Linked DNA regions of Mus musculus: regions 1, 2 and 4 are each linked to region 3. Evidence: chromatin loops called from intact Hi-C (ENCODE). Cell type or tissue: gastrocnemius. All regions are shown on one strand. Links, peaks and the distances in the headings refer to the core of each region. The heading gives the core; the rest is flanking DNA. Region 1 holds the start of Prr14 (proline rich 14). Region 2 has its middle 9.2 kb from the start of Mir7060. Region 3 has its middle 14 kb from the start of Zfp747. Region 4 holds the start of Fbrs (fibrosin).

Region 1 (3,455 bases), core at 632-3,131, 110 kb after region 3:
TAAAAGGTTTGTCCCACCACCACTTGGCAATAAACATACATATTTGTTGTTTTGCTTGTTTGTTTTTTTTGTTTTGTTTTGTTTTGTTTTTCCAGTCATGGTTTATCAGTTTAACAGCCTTGGTTATTCTGGAACTAAGTCTGTAGACCAGGCTGGCCTCACGCTCACAAAGATCTGAAAAACATACTTTTTTTAAAAGTAATTTTTTTTTTCTTTAAAAAGATCAATCAAGCTAGGCAGTGGTGGTGCATGCCTTTGGTCCCAGCACTTGGGAGGCAGAGGCAGGTGGATTTCTGAGTTTGAGGCCAGCCTGGTCTACAGAGTTAGTTCCAGGACAGCCAGGGCTACACAGAGAAACCCTGTCTCCAAAACCAAACAAAAACAAAAAGATCAATTGAGGAAGACACCTAACAATGGTTTCTGACCTCCACATACCAACACACACACTGAGACACAGAACAGCTAATTCTTGGGGAGTTAGGAGCTTTGGTTAGGTGGTAAAGGCGCATTCATAGTGCAAGATGCCAGTAAATGACCACTTCTTCCCCACCAGTAGTCCAGCTCCTAACAAAAGGTCCTTTGGAGCAGGCTCTCCAGCATTAGGATCGACTGCTTATCTCTTATTCCAAAAGACTACCTGACACCCTGCAGAGGACAGGCTCCTCTTCCAAGAGTTACTTCTGCCAGCCCAGAACAGGAAGGACAATGAACCGGCTCCACCAAGCAACCCCAGGTTGGTTATATTAGTCGCCTTCTGAGTGGCCTGCAGACACTACCTAGGAAGAAAGGAGGGGGGGGGGGGAGGAGAGAGAGAAATGCTAGTGAATGAAGCTCACCGCACCCAGCCTTCTCCCCACTTAGGCTGTTCCTGGTCTCTCCAGAAACTGAATTGGAAGCTAGAGGCCACATCAGGCCTACTCTTTAACTTGGGATCTTCAGGTTTTCCGTCCCGCCGTCCCGACTTCCGGAACTTCAATCCTAAGGAACTTAAACCTAAGAAAATGGGAAATTCCCAAATCCTTAACATTTAATCGATATTCACCGGCGTTAAGAACAAGAAAAATTACGTTAGGTGGAGAAACTTTAGCTTTCCTACACTTGTCCAAATATAACAAGAAACGTGATATAGTAGTTGGTCGCTGACCAGCCTTTGAAAAATGACGCTTTTCGGTCGACTAGTGCTAAAATCAGACTGCCCTCAATTAAAATGGCGGTGCAGGCACAATTGAGCTTCTTTGCCCCTACGTATTATGGCGGGCAGGAGATTTCACGCAGTTTCTCCTAACCCCGGAAGACCGGAACCGGCAATTGGGCGGTGCTTAAGACACACAGAAGAAGGCCTCTGACGGTTGGACAGCGCTGCATAAGGCAGGCTTTAAAGAAGCCGGAGGTGGGAGCTGTTTGAAACCCGGATCCTTGGAAAGCTGCGGTGAGAGGCGTAGGGGAGGGGTGGGAGTGGGGGGGACCGGGCTGGAGAGAGGGCCGGGAGGCGGGGGGAGAAGAAAACGTTTGAGCCAACTGGTCCGGGGCGCCCGAGAACGCGGGGCGGGGATCCAAGTAGGGCGGGGGCTTGGGGTGGGATGTTACCGGTGGGCTGGACCTTCTGGGATTGGAGTGAATGGTCTACCGGTTGGTTTGACAGTTTATAACCCAGAATCCGGACTGAGTTCAGTGATGAGTTTAGGCCTCCCCCAAGGGGAACTTCGTTAAGCTGAAGCTCTCAGTGGGAGGAGGCAAGTTGCGCGGCTTCTGATTGGAAGAACCGCGCAGTAGGATTCTTTCCACAGAGATCCAATTTAGGCGATCTGGTAGGAGGGAGGGCTGTTACTAAGTGGAGTAATTCTTTTGGAGCTCTTGCTTGGTGGGGCGAGGACCACAGAGGAATCTAGCGGAAACGGAAGCCTCTCGGGACCGGGATCCCACCGGATCCCAGAGAACCTCAGGGAGGCATCTAACAGGGACAAAGGTCCCAGGAGGCTCGAGCGGTGGGAGAGCTGTAACCTCCGCAATCCAGTCTCGCGGCAGGTGCCAGGCAGGGCCCGAGTGATCAAGGCGGCTGCAGCGGGAAGACCCGGCTCCGAGAGGCCGGCCGGGGGCGCCCTTTGGAGGAAGGGCCTGTGCCCTACCGGGAGCCGCAGGCGGACTATGAAGGGCGGAGTCCCGGGGGAGGAACTGGCCCTCATTCCCCACTCCCCCGCTCCCCAATTTACCCCAGGCCTCAGCCTGGGATACCCCAGGGACTCCCCGGAACCGCCGCTTCCCCCATGGACTTGCCTGGGAACTCCAGGTGAGAGCGTACCCCGCCCGCCTGACTTGAGCTCGGGAGACGGGGATGCTGACGGCTGCACCCGACTACAACAGAGGCAACAACAGGTTCAGGCAACTGTCTTCTACTTTCACCCTCCAGCCCTTTTACACAGCCAAGCCTGTGCCGTCAGCCTCTATCTCGAGCATCATGGGAAGCCAGGAGCCCGAAAAGACCGAGGCTGCAGCCTTTGGGGACCCCTTCATCCCTAGAAAAGGCCTCTCGGAGGGTCCTTGCCGTGGTGTTGGAAGATGTCATGACTACAAACAGGGTGAGCCCTTTAAGTGAAAGACCACTCCCTCTTCCCTATCCTCCATCCCCGCCCTGGCTTAGTACTAAAGTCAGACCAGTTCCACTAAGCCAGCCTTCAAAGCAGCCTCCATAATGCAAGACCATATGGTTTTGGGTAATTCATGTGCCTGTCCAGTCACCCACTCACCCAACCACATCCTACTAAGTATGAAAAACTCTTCTGACTGCCCTGTTATCGCTATCCTTTGCTACTTGGTGGGTTCTTCCATCCTCCCAACCCCCTAACACTAGTTAAGAAAGAAAAAGAATAGAGAGGAAAGAGATCTCCGAATAAAGGCAAGGGAGGGAATGGGGCGATGGTAGGCTACTTTCTGCTGATTAGGGGTGTCGAGTTCCTTGGGGCAGGTTTGATCTTCGCCATCAGGATATCTACTTTCTTCTTGTGAATAATAACAAACATCCAATCAATAACCAACCCATTCCTTGGGGGCCTTAACATGAAAAGTCCCCAGAATTCCAAAAGTCATACAATTGCAGAACCTGTCTGTAGCTGGCAAAATTATGCCCCTGCTGGAGGCAAATCTTAGTAAGTTGCTATGGACAATCTAAAGCAGTCCCATATCCCACACCTGGGAGTAAAACAAAAACATGATATTTTCGTGCTTTTTAAAAAAGAAACCAAAGCCGGGCAGTGGTGGTGCAAGCCTTTAATCCCAGCACTTGGGAGGCAGAGGCAGGCAGATCTCTGAGTTCGAGGCCAGCCTGGTCTACAGAGTGAGTTCCAGGACAGCCAGAGCTACACAGAGAATCCCTGTCTCAGAAAACAAACAAACAACCCCCCCCCAAAAAAAAAACCCAAAAAAAGAAAGAAAGAAAAAAAAAACCCAAAAATCCAAAA
Region 2 (3,455 bases), core at 408-2,907, 140 kb after region 3:
TAGGAATCTGTGTCCTCTGGAAGATCAGCCAGTGCTCTTAACCATTGAGCCATCATCCCTCTAACCCCCGAGCATTGTACTATACCTGTGCTATGTTCTTATTTGTAAAAAATAGTTTTGTTTGTTTTTAAGACAGAATTACATATAGGTCTAGATGGCCTTGAACTCAATATATAGCCAAGGATGGCCTTGAACAGCTTTTTTTTTTTTTTTTTAATTTCCTGTATAATAGGCCCTCCCACTATGTAGCTCTAGCTGGCCTGGAACTGGCCATGTAGGCCAGGTTGGCATTGAATCTGTAGCACTACCATGCCTTGTTTTACAGGGCTATGGTATATACTAGGGATTTGTACTCTATAGAAAGGTACTCACCCAACTGAGCTAGATACATTCCTTCCTTGCTTTTAGATGCTATATATAGCCCATGAGATATTATTAAATTCCAGACTCTCCTGCCTCACCCCTCTAATCCGGGATTATAAACATCTGCCACTGTACCTAGTTCAAGTATTAAAAAAAAAAAAAAAAAAAAAAACCCAAGCCGGGCAGTGGTGGCGCACGCCTTTAGTCCCAGCACTGAGTTCGAGGCCAGCCTGGTCTACAGAGTGAGTTCCAGGACAGCCAGGGCTATACAGAGAAACCCTGTCTCGAAAAAGCCAAAAAAAAAAAAAAAAAAAAAAAAAAGGAATGAGGTTACTTCCAACCCAGACAGTAAAACTGTGGGTGGGGTCTAAGTGAATGACCTGAACCTCGGCACAAATACAGATTGTTTGGACTCTTGCTTGTAACTAAAAGTGCAACTGTGTGCCCCCCACCAGGTGTGTTGGTACAGTCCTGGTTCAGAGTATCACAATGATAGACAACTAGAGCAAGCTCAGTCAGCGCAGTGTTTGACTCCATGGGTCAAGTTGAGTTCCCTCCCCAGCACTACATAAAAGTAAATATATAAGAATGGAGATAGCTCAGAAGTTAAGGGCACATACTGCAGTTACAGGAGGACCATTTGGTTTGGCTCCTAACCCTCATGTCAAAGAATTCACAACCACCTGGATCTCCAGCTCCTGGAGAGGTAATGTCTCCATATCTGAACTTTGTGCACATACACAAAATAATGTTTTAATGGCTGGACTGTCTTAGTGGTTAAGAGTACTTAACACTATTGCAGAGGACCCAGATTGTGCTCCCAGCACCCACATGGAGGCTCACAACAGTCTTTATACTAGTTCCAGGGAATCTGATGTCCTCTCTTCTGGCACCAGGCATGCACATGATGCACACATATGCATGCAGGCAAATAAATACACAGGTTATTTTCTCTAAATTTTACATTGAGAAGATATGTGACAGTGACTGCTTCTAACTCTAGCACTAAGAGGGGTCAGAAGTTGAAGGTCTTCCTGAGCTACATACATACGGAGTTCCAAGCCAGCAAAGGATATATGAGACCTTGTAGGAGAGGGGATGACTAAGGGGCTGAAGAGATGGTTCTACAGTTAAGAGCATTTGTTGCTTTTGCAAAGGACACAGGTTCGCTTCCCAGCCCTCACATACATGGCAATTCATAATCATCTGTAAGGCCATCCTGGTCAACATAGCAAGTTGCAGGCTAGCCAGGACTACATAGTGAAACCAGTCTCCAAATAACTTTTAGTTTAAAAATCAAATGACAACTTCAGAGACAATTCGTACATAACGCACCTAATCTTATAACTGGCTTCATTCACTTAGTATTATGTTATCAAGACTCATGCACATCATACTATCACTGCCTGGCTTCTACTTAAAAGAAAAACAAAAGATCTATTTTATCTATATGAGTACACTTTTGCTCTCTTTAGACATGCCAGAAGGCAGTATTGGGTCCCATTACAGATGGTTGTGAGCCACCTAGTGGTTGCTGGGAATTGAACTCAGGGACCTCTGAAGAGCAGTTAGTGCTAACCGCTGAGCCATCTCTCCAGCCCTTTTCTGTTTTATTATTATGATGATGATGATGATGATGATGATGATGTTTTTTCGAGACAGGGTTTGTCTGTGTAGCCCTGGCTGTCCTGGAACTCACTTTGTAGACCAGGCTGGCCTTGAACTCAGAAATCCGCCTGCCTCTGCCTCCCAAGTGCTGGGATCTGCTTTATTTTTTTAAGAGAGGGAATTTGCACTTCAGGTGGCTGGCCGGCCAGCACAGTGCTGGGATGCAGCTATGTGTGGTAGGAATCCAAATTCAGGTCTTAATGTTTGTGCAGCAGGTACTCTACTCACTGACACACCTACCCAGTGTCACCCTTTTTTTTGAAACAGAGTCTCATGTAGCCCAGACTAGCCTTGAATTTGCTGTGTAGTCAAGTATGATCTTGAATTCCTAGCCCTCCTACTTCTGCCTCTTGACTTCTGGGATAACCACCACACCCACCTGTTAATTGTCTTAATTGTAACCGTTGGGTCTGGCTTTGAGCTCCTCATGTCATCTGCTTCCCATGTGGTGTAATTACAGACATGAGCTACTTGTGCTTTGACTGAGATGGAGGTTTTGTTGGATTTTTTTTTTCTTTTTTCTTTTGGTTTTTCGAGACAGGGTTTCTCTGTGTAGCCCTGGCTGTGCTGGAACTCACTTTGTAGACCAGGCTGGCCTCGAACTCAGAAATCCGCCTGCCTCTGCTTCCCGAGTGCTGGGATTAAAGGTGTGTGCCATCACACCTGGCTTTTTGTTGGATTTTTTTAACATAAAATTTTTTCACTTATTTTATGTGATTGGGTGTTTTGCCTGCATATATGTCTGCATACTGTATGTGTGCCTGCTACTGCAGAGTCCAGAAGAGGGTGTTGTATCCCTTGTGGCTAGAGTTATGTAGAGGGTTGTGAGGTACTCTGTGAATACAGGTGGTATGCTTGAGTCCTCTTAACCACTGGCTGAGCCATCTCTCTAGCACCACCAAGATGTGTAGTTTTAATAATTTCATCTAGCTTCTTGCTGGTTTTTTTTTTGTGTGTGTGTGTGACAGGTCTCACTATATAGTTGTGACTATTGTAGAACTCTACGTAGAGCAGCTGGCCTCAAACTCACAGAGCTCTGTGTGCCTCCTGAGTGCGGGGGGGAAATGGATCCCACAGCCAGGCATGGTGGTGCACATCTTTCATTCTAAAACTAGGGAGCAGAGGCAGCTGGATCTCTGTGAGTTCGAGGCTAAACTGGTCTACAGAGTGAGTTCTAGGACATCCAGAGCTACACATGAAACCCTGTCTCAGAAAAGGAAAGGCGAATGAGAGGGCTCCATGGATAAAAGCTTTTGCCACAGAGGCTTAAATTCAGTACAGTGACCCATATAGTGGGCGGAGAATCAATTCCCAAAAGCTGTCCTCTGGCCTCCATATCCTATGGCACGCATGCCTGCCCACACATAAATATAATGTAGTTTTTAAATGTTTGCTATCTTTCCTGGAGATGCCTTTTTGTTTAG
Region 3 (3,455 bases), core at 353-2,852:
GGGACCTTTGGAAGAGGAGTCAGGGCTCTTACCCACTGAGCCACCTCACCAGCCCCTCCACACCTCTGTTAATTCATACATGTATGTTACTTTTAAAAGTTTGTATGTTGGGGCTGGCGAGTGATCCAGCCTCACAGACTGCCTCAATTGCCGGTTCTTCAAAGAGTTGCATCCAGGACAACTTCAAAGCAGGATGTTCCAGCCTCTCAGATTGCTTCAGCCAGGACTTCAGAAAAGCCCTGCACTTTCCCATCACACAGAGACTGAACAGCAAACGATACAGCTATCTCTTCCAGGACTTGACCAATAGCCCAATTTTTCTAGGTACCTTTGCCCCCAAAGAACAGGAAGGAATTTTAAGAGAAAGATGCCCTGACTCTCAGCAGATGGGTGACTGGTTTTGATGGTTCGATGGGTGATGGATCTTTGTTGTCATTTAACACTGCTGTTGACAAGCTGTTATTGGACTTGGTCAGGGAGAAAGCAAATTAAAAGACGTTAGACCTAGGGATCTCTTTCTCTTTTTTTCTTTCCTCTATTCTTCTTTCTCTCTTTTCTAGTGTTAAGAGGAAAGGAGGGGGAAGACGAAAAGAAAAAGGGGGGGTATGAATGATAGGATAAAAGGGTAGATTATCTGTTACGGGCACTCCGAGGATCTTGTGAACCCAGGGCCGAGCATGTGGCAGTAACAACTAGGACGTTCGGGGCTACAGGCGAGGAGGTGGAGGAGAAGGTGGAAGAGGAGGGGGGGGGGGAAGGAGGAGGAGGAGGAAGAGGCAGATGGCTTGGAGCTGCCCCGGACTTGTGAGTGCCCGCCGTGCCACGCCCTGTCACGCGGCCTCAGGCTGGCCTCTGGCTCAGCACCTGCACTCTGTTTGTCCCCAGGGTGAGGGGCAGAGTCCAGGACAATGTTCTATACCTGGCCCAGCACCACGGGATGGCCCTGGGATGCCCGTGAAGCATCTCTGGCATGCTCCTCCTGCCGTGTGTATGTATGTGAATGAGGCCCACCTGGAGCTCCTGCCTCCTCGTGAGGAGAGGGAGGACGACATGTTGGACAGGTTCCACCGCTCCAGGAGAACTGGACTTGGCTGCCAGTTGTGCTGACCCCTGAGCTGGAAGGAGTCAGGTTTACTCTTCCCAAGATCATCAGGATGTTTGGCCACTTCCCCATACCCCACTAACATGAGCTCAGCCGCTAGACAGACCAGGGCCATGGAACTGAAGAGAAAAGCCATGCTTTCTGCCGCAGATATTATGAATGTAATTCTTACCTGATTTTTTTCATAGATGCTTACTGTATATAGTTTATTGGTGTTAGAGAAAGAGCCTTTTATTGGACTAAAAGGGGAGATACTGAGATAATGTTAGATCTCTCTACAATTGCTTGTCCTGTAGGATTGTAAGGTATGTTAATATCATGTTTCAGGCCACAATGTCTAACATAACGGACATTATAATTCGACATAGGTTGAAGCATCATCAACTTCAATCTGTAAGGCATTTCCAATATTGCTATCTAAATGTGCAATCTCATCATCAGCCTCTTCAGAGCCCAAGGCAGAAGCACATTGAAATCTTGAGTAAGTATCAATTGTATGATGTATTTACGTATGTTTATATCTTAAGTCTCTGAACTCTACAAAATGAAACATATAATTTATTGTATGATTCACAAACAGAATCTTTAATTTTAGCTCAGCATATAGACCTTCATTTAGTAATTGATCCTTGACGATATTATTACAATATCTAGTCTGATTAGGTCGGGCCTCTTTACATAGCATGTCGATAGACTGCTATTCTGCGATATTATCACAGGGTGGCGCTGTAAGCCTTAGACTGAATTCCTCTGAAGATCCTTTATTCTGCTTTTCTTTTCCTTTTGTTTTGTTTTGTTTTGTTTTGTTGATTTTCGAGACAGGGTTTCTCTGTATATTCCTGGCTGTCCTGGAACTCACTTTGTAGACCAGGCTGGCCTCGAACTCAGAAATCTGCCTGCTAGCCGGGCGTGGTGGCGCACGCCTTTAATCCCAGCACTCCGGAGGCAGAGGCAGGTGGATTAAAGGCGTGCACCACACGCCCAGATCCTTTATTCTGAATCAAAGGATTTTCTGATCTCTTTTCTGTCGCCTCCAACCTAGTATTTAATTTTTCAGTCTTTCCCTTCTGCTTTATTCTGATCTCACTGGAAAGGGATTTATAAAATTGCAATCATCACTGAAAATATAATTATTTGTTTGCTGATAATTTAAACAAAATTATACAGAATCCACATGCCTTCTGTCATTGTATTTTCCATTTTATTAAACAAAGAAAGCATTTTCTTTTAATCTCTTTAATTCTCTCTTTCCTTTGGAGAGTTCTCTTTATTATGCACATTTACAGAACATTTTTACTTACTTTCTTTCTCCTTTCTTCGGAGACTTTATTTTATATTCAAACTCAGTATTTCTGTCTATGATTGTGTTCGGTTTCTTTTCTTCAGCATATATGTATCTTTCAAAACACTTCTACTTCTCGCTTTCTTCTTCAGAGACATTACTGTCTATGCGCATCTATTTCTCTTTTACCGTTTTCGAACTTAATATCTTTTACTGCATTAAATTTTCTCTACATTTTTTCCATCCTTCTGTGATTTAGCCTTTTTCATTTTTCTTAACACACACTCTCTCTCTCTCTCTCTCTGCATGCTTTTGCTGGCATGCCTTCTGCTGCGACAAGCTTCTCTGTCCTGCTGCCTTCTGCACCAGTGCAGGCTCCTTTCTGCTGCATGGCCAGCTCATCGCGCTGGCTGCTGGCTCTCCTGAGTCTAGCCTTGGCAGCTTCTGTGCTTAGGCTGGCCTGCATTGTACAGCCTGTCCCCTCCTGCCACCCTGGGCTGGACGAGTCCGCTGTTTGTGCTCCCATGAGAGTCCAGCCTCACCTTGCCACGCACCATCTGGCACCTCGCCTACTCCCAGCTCGGGGAAGTTGCTGGGCCCGCGCTGCGGCCGTTTCTACCTGGTCTCCCGAGAATGAACTGGATCTGCGCTGCTGCCGGCTACAGTGTGGGCGCTCCTTACTAGTTGAGGTAGGTTCTGGCTCCGCCGCAGCCAGGCGAATGCGGGGGACACTGCTGCGGAGCTGTGACAGTGGACAGCGGAGTTAGCTCACCGGCTTCATTCCGCGGCACAGCAGGGCCTCTGAAGGAGCTGCGCCTGTGAAGTGCCCTGAGGCTTTGGTTCCCTGATTCCCCGTTCCTTCCAGGCTTTGCTGCTCATCAGGGGCTCTAGGCATCTCCGGACCACCTCCTGCCCAGCTAGAAACTGCTATGGGAAGTATTGGTTCTCTGCTTTTCGAAGGCCTGAAGCTTTGACATTATGTGCCCTTACATTGGACGCTAAACTTAACGGTGATGGTCTTTCTATGCTCGCCCTTACTCTGAGTAACCACACTGACTGTTATTATAGGGA
Region 4 (3,296 bases), core at 797-3,296, 120 kb after region 3:
ATCCCACATTTGAAGGCTGTTACGTCCGGCACTCCGGCGACTTTGACTCCGCCCTTTGCATTGACGTTTACTTGCCAACCTATAAACGACTGAGCCTCGGAGGGAGGGGGAAGGAGGCGGAGAGAGGAAGGAGGCGTTGGCTGAGGAGGAAGAGGGAGGAGGGGCAGGGAAGTTCTGGTGGAGAAGAGCCGTAGACGCCGAAGAAGACAACAGGAGGATACGGCGGAGTTCCTCACTGTCCAGTGGCCTTTCCGGATCCTTCTAGCTACAAGCCGGTTAGGAACGGAGGAAAGGAGGAAGAGTCTTTTATGTCGGAGGACAGAGAGAGAAGCTCTATCCGTCACCGTTGCCTCACATCCGGGACTTTGGACGGCAGGCTCCGCCCCCTTGCACCTTTCAAGGCTACGGGAGGCGGAGACCTCGTTAAATCTCCTTAAAGGGGTGGGTACCGAACTCGGCCGACTCCAACGCCAGTCTTAAAGGGGACAGCAGAAGCTGACAAACAACTCCTGCTGGAAGAATTGGGGCAAGTGGAGTTTTCCTACCTCCTGCCCCACGCAAGAAGTTCATTAAATTCATCTTAAAGGGGAAGTGACAGCCTGTGAAGGGCTAGAAACTTAGCTACGCTCTCTAAAAAGGGACGACTCGCTGTTTGAAGGCCTCTGGACTCTTTAAAGGGGTGGCCTCTTTCAGCCGGAGGACTTGAGACACTTTTAAAGGGGAAGTCGTGCTTTCCGCCCCTTTTAAAGGGGTGGTCCTTCCTCTTCCTCTGGGAGACTTGCCTCGACCCCTGGCACGGGGCCGCCACCGCACTAGACCAGCCGGACACGGTGGAGTCGTCTTAAAGGGGCCGGGGGCTGGACAATTTGAGGCCTCGCCTTAAAGGGACGGCCGCCCAGTTTTAGTCGTCGCGGCCCCGCCAGCCCTACAGGGGGGGCCTTCAGGCTTGTCGCCCCGGGGGCGGCGCCGGCTCTCTGGGCCTTGGCCTTGGGGCAAGCCAGAGGCCAGCGGATCCTGTTTTAAAGAGGAAGCCGGAGCTCTCCCGTCCCTGTGCAAGCGCCAGCGCCGCGCTCGCGACCCGGGGCCTGTGGACAGGCCGCTTCGGGCCCCGCCGCCTCCGGATGCGGCGCTGAGGGCCGTCACCATGGAGACGGCCGCGGCCCCAGGCCCGGGCTGGGCAGCTGAAGGGGAGCGGCGACGGAGACGCTGCTCGCGGCGAGACCGTGATCGGGAGCAGCGGCGCCGCCGAGGTCCAGGCGGTGACGCGCCCCGGGCCTTGTTGGCCGCCCCGCGAGGCTCTTCATCCTCCTCGTCACCGCCGCCGCCCGCCCGTCCCTGGTCGTCAGCTTCATCTGGAGAGCGGCCTGGGGGCCTACGACGGCGGCGGCCCCGACCCAGGCCTCGACCCCCGAGACCGCGAGCTCGGAAGCGGCCTGCCGGTTCGGGCAGCCGCGGAGAGGAAGAGGACGAGGAGGAAGAGGGGGGCGCAGACGACGGAGAAGCCGAGGAGGAGCCTGAGGAGGAGGAAGAGGAGGAAGACCTGATCGATGGTTTTGCCATCGCTAGCTTTGCCAGCCTTGAGGCCTTGCAGGTGTGCCCTAATGGGATTTGGGGGTCTTTGGGAGGTGGGTCAGAAGGGCAGAGAGAAGGGTATAGCCCTTACAGAGGATGGGGTTGAGGGGGCAGTGGTGACACCCCAAACCAGAGCAACCGGCTCCTCTTGCCGGGTTTCTGCCCCACCCTGGGGTGGGAGGAGGTAGAGCTAGTGTCTGGGGACTACCTAGGTTCCCCTGCTTGAGAGGCACTTGAGTAACTTGGTCACCCTTAGAGAGTTAAGGAGCTTTTCTTTCTCCAACCACATTTCCACCACCTCTTCTACAGAAGGATGCATCTCTTCAGCCCCCAGAACGACTGGAACATCGGCTGAAGCATTCTGGGAAACGGAAGAGGGGGGGCTCCAGTGGGGCCACTGGGGAACCAGGGGACAGCTCAGACCGTGAGCCTGGCCGACCCTCTGGGGATAGGCCCCGTAAATGGCCCAATAAGCGAAGAAGGAAAGAGGTGAGCATGTCCCAGATTCCAGTCCTTCCAATTTGTTCAGTCGGAATATATCATTCCTGTAGACTGACTTCCCACGAGCATCACAACTGCCGATCCCAGCAGTAATCCTAGTGTCTAGGAGCACAGGGGAAGGCAGAACAAATTGGACAGCAGCCCCATCTCCAATCCAGGTCTGAAGGACCTAACTAGAGTCAAACTCACTTGCTTTTGCTTGTGCTATGTATACTACTAACAAGCTGATAATTCAAGAGATACATCAAAGACAGCTGAATTATAAATAAGAGATGTCCTGTCCTTTCCTCTAGCTGGTGGCAGCCTAAGGGGAAAGAAACAGCCAAAAAGCAAGCACCTAGACTAGCTTGAGCAGCTGTGTAAGGCAGTGATCTGGGAGAGATCTAGGCAAAGTGCTACAGAAACCCACATGAGGAAGCCACTCATTCTGTCTGGGGGATGGGCAGAGGGTTGCGGTTAGGGAAAGCCCCCTAGAACGTCTTGGGCCCCAGTGTAGTCAGAAGTTTGCTGAGGAAAGAAGTGAGGAAAAGTTGTTTTGAATACAGTTTTAAGATTTGAGAACCTAGAGTATTAGGAAAATAGTAAGCTGGTTGGTAGCGGAGGTGGAAGTAAACAGAGAAACAAGAGCATGATGGAGAGTAGCTTTTAAGTCCTCTTGAAGGTCTTGCTGGGAGTAGTGGCTTTGTACAGTTGCTTGGTCAGTCAGCCTCCCTTACTTCTGGACTCTGGTCTTTCTCAGGCCTTCTCCCGTCACTCTCTGGAAGCTGGATATATAGTAAGTGTCACCTACCTGTAATGGCCCATCCCTTCCCTGTTGGGTCCCTCTCCTATCCCCTGATGTCTTTCTCTTTATCTTCTCAGTGTGACGCAGAAAGTGATCTGGATGAGAGGGTGAGTGGGGCCAGGAGCTGTTGGGTGGGCACTATTGTGGGGGTTTAAGCAAGCAGCCTGCAGTTTGAACAACTCCCACAAACAATAGACATCCTTCCTAAATGGGAACATGGGGCATATTGAACCAGAATTAAGTTTTGAGGAGGAAGGGAGAGAAGAAAAAGGTATTGGGTTGAGAGGTGAGGCCACAGTGTCCATGTGTTTTTGAAGGGTCAGTTCTCCTTCTAACATGGGGTGGAACTCAGGCCATCAGGCGTCACAAGTGCTTTTACCTGTTGAGCTATCTTGATGACCCTGGGCTTTTTTTTTTTTTTTTTTGGTTTTGTTTTTAT

Evidence for each region. A loop is a pair of places that touch in the nucleus more often than their neighbours do. Peaks named below come from ENCODE experiments on the same cell type or tissue, not always from the same donor. Only the 100,000 strongest peaks of a DNase experiment are listed, where the experiment ranks them.
Region 1: a loop joins it to region 3, with 2.4 times the contacts of the local background. A loop is called at or near these places in 13 of 42 quality-filtered maps.
Region 2: a loop joins it to region 3, with 5 times the contacts of the local background. A loop is called at or near these places in 22 of 42 quality-filtered maps.
Region 4: it touches region 3 in a loop (2.6-fold over the local background); 25 of 42 quality-filtered maps call a loop at or near these places.

The regions. Positions count from the first base shown.
Region 1 is chr7:127,469,691-127,473,145 of GRCm38, forward strand. Prr14 (proline rich 14) reads left to right here and starts at 1,924. Exons shown (of 11, transcript NM_145589.2): 1 at 1,924-2,287; 2 at 2,408-2,576. The coding sequence starts at 2,265. In gastrocnemius, for the core only: a CTCF peak has its summit at 2,103 (motif pointing right); DNase peaks (open chromatin) are centred at 797, 1,346, 1,494 and 2,036; H3K4me3 peaks cover 2,500 bases; H3K27ac peaks cover 2,500 bases.
Region 2 is chr7:127,496,720-127,500,174 of GRCm38, forward strand. No RefSeq gene overlaps it. Among named protein-coding and RNA genes, the nearest start is that of Mir7060, 9.2 kb to the left of the region's middle. In gastrocnemius, for the core only: a CTCF peak has its summit at 1,887 (motif pointing left); a DNase peak (open chromatin) is centred at 1,892.
Region 3 is chr7:127,360,738-127,364,192 of GRCm38, forward strand. It overlaps the pseudogene Gm51260. Among named protein-coding and RNA genes, the nearest start is that of Zfp747, 14 kb to the right of the region's middle. In gastrocnemius, for the core only: a CTCF peak has its summit at 1,807; DNase peaks (open chromatin) are centred at 868, 1,045 and 1,901; H3K4me3 peaks cover 751 bases; H3K27ac peaks cover 519 bases.
Region 4 is chr7:127,478,055-127,481,350 of GRCm38, forward strand. Fbrs (fibrosin) reads left to right here and starts at 904. Exons shown (of 18, transcript NM_010183.2): 1 at 904-1,591; 2 at 1,882-2,061; 3 at 2,813-2,848; 4 at 2,935-2,964. The coding sequence starts at 1,145. In gastrocnemius, for the core only: no CTCF peak of the experiment used is centred there; DNase peaks (open chromatin) are centred at 812 and 1,980; H3K4me3 peaks cover 2,339 bases; H3K27ac peaks cover 2,106 bases.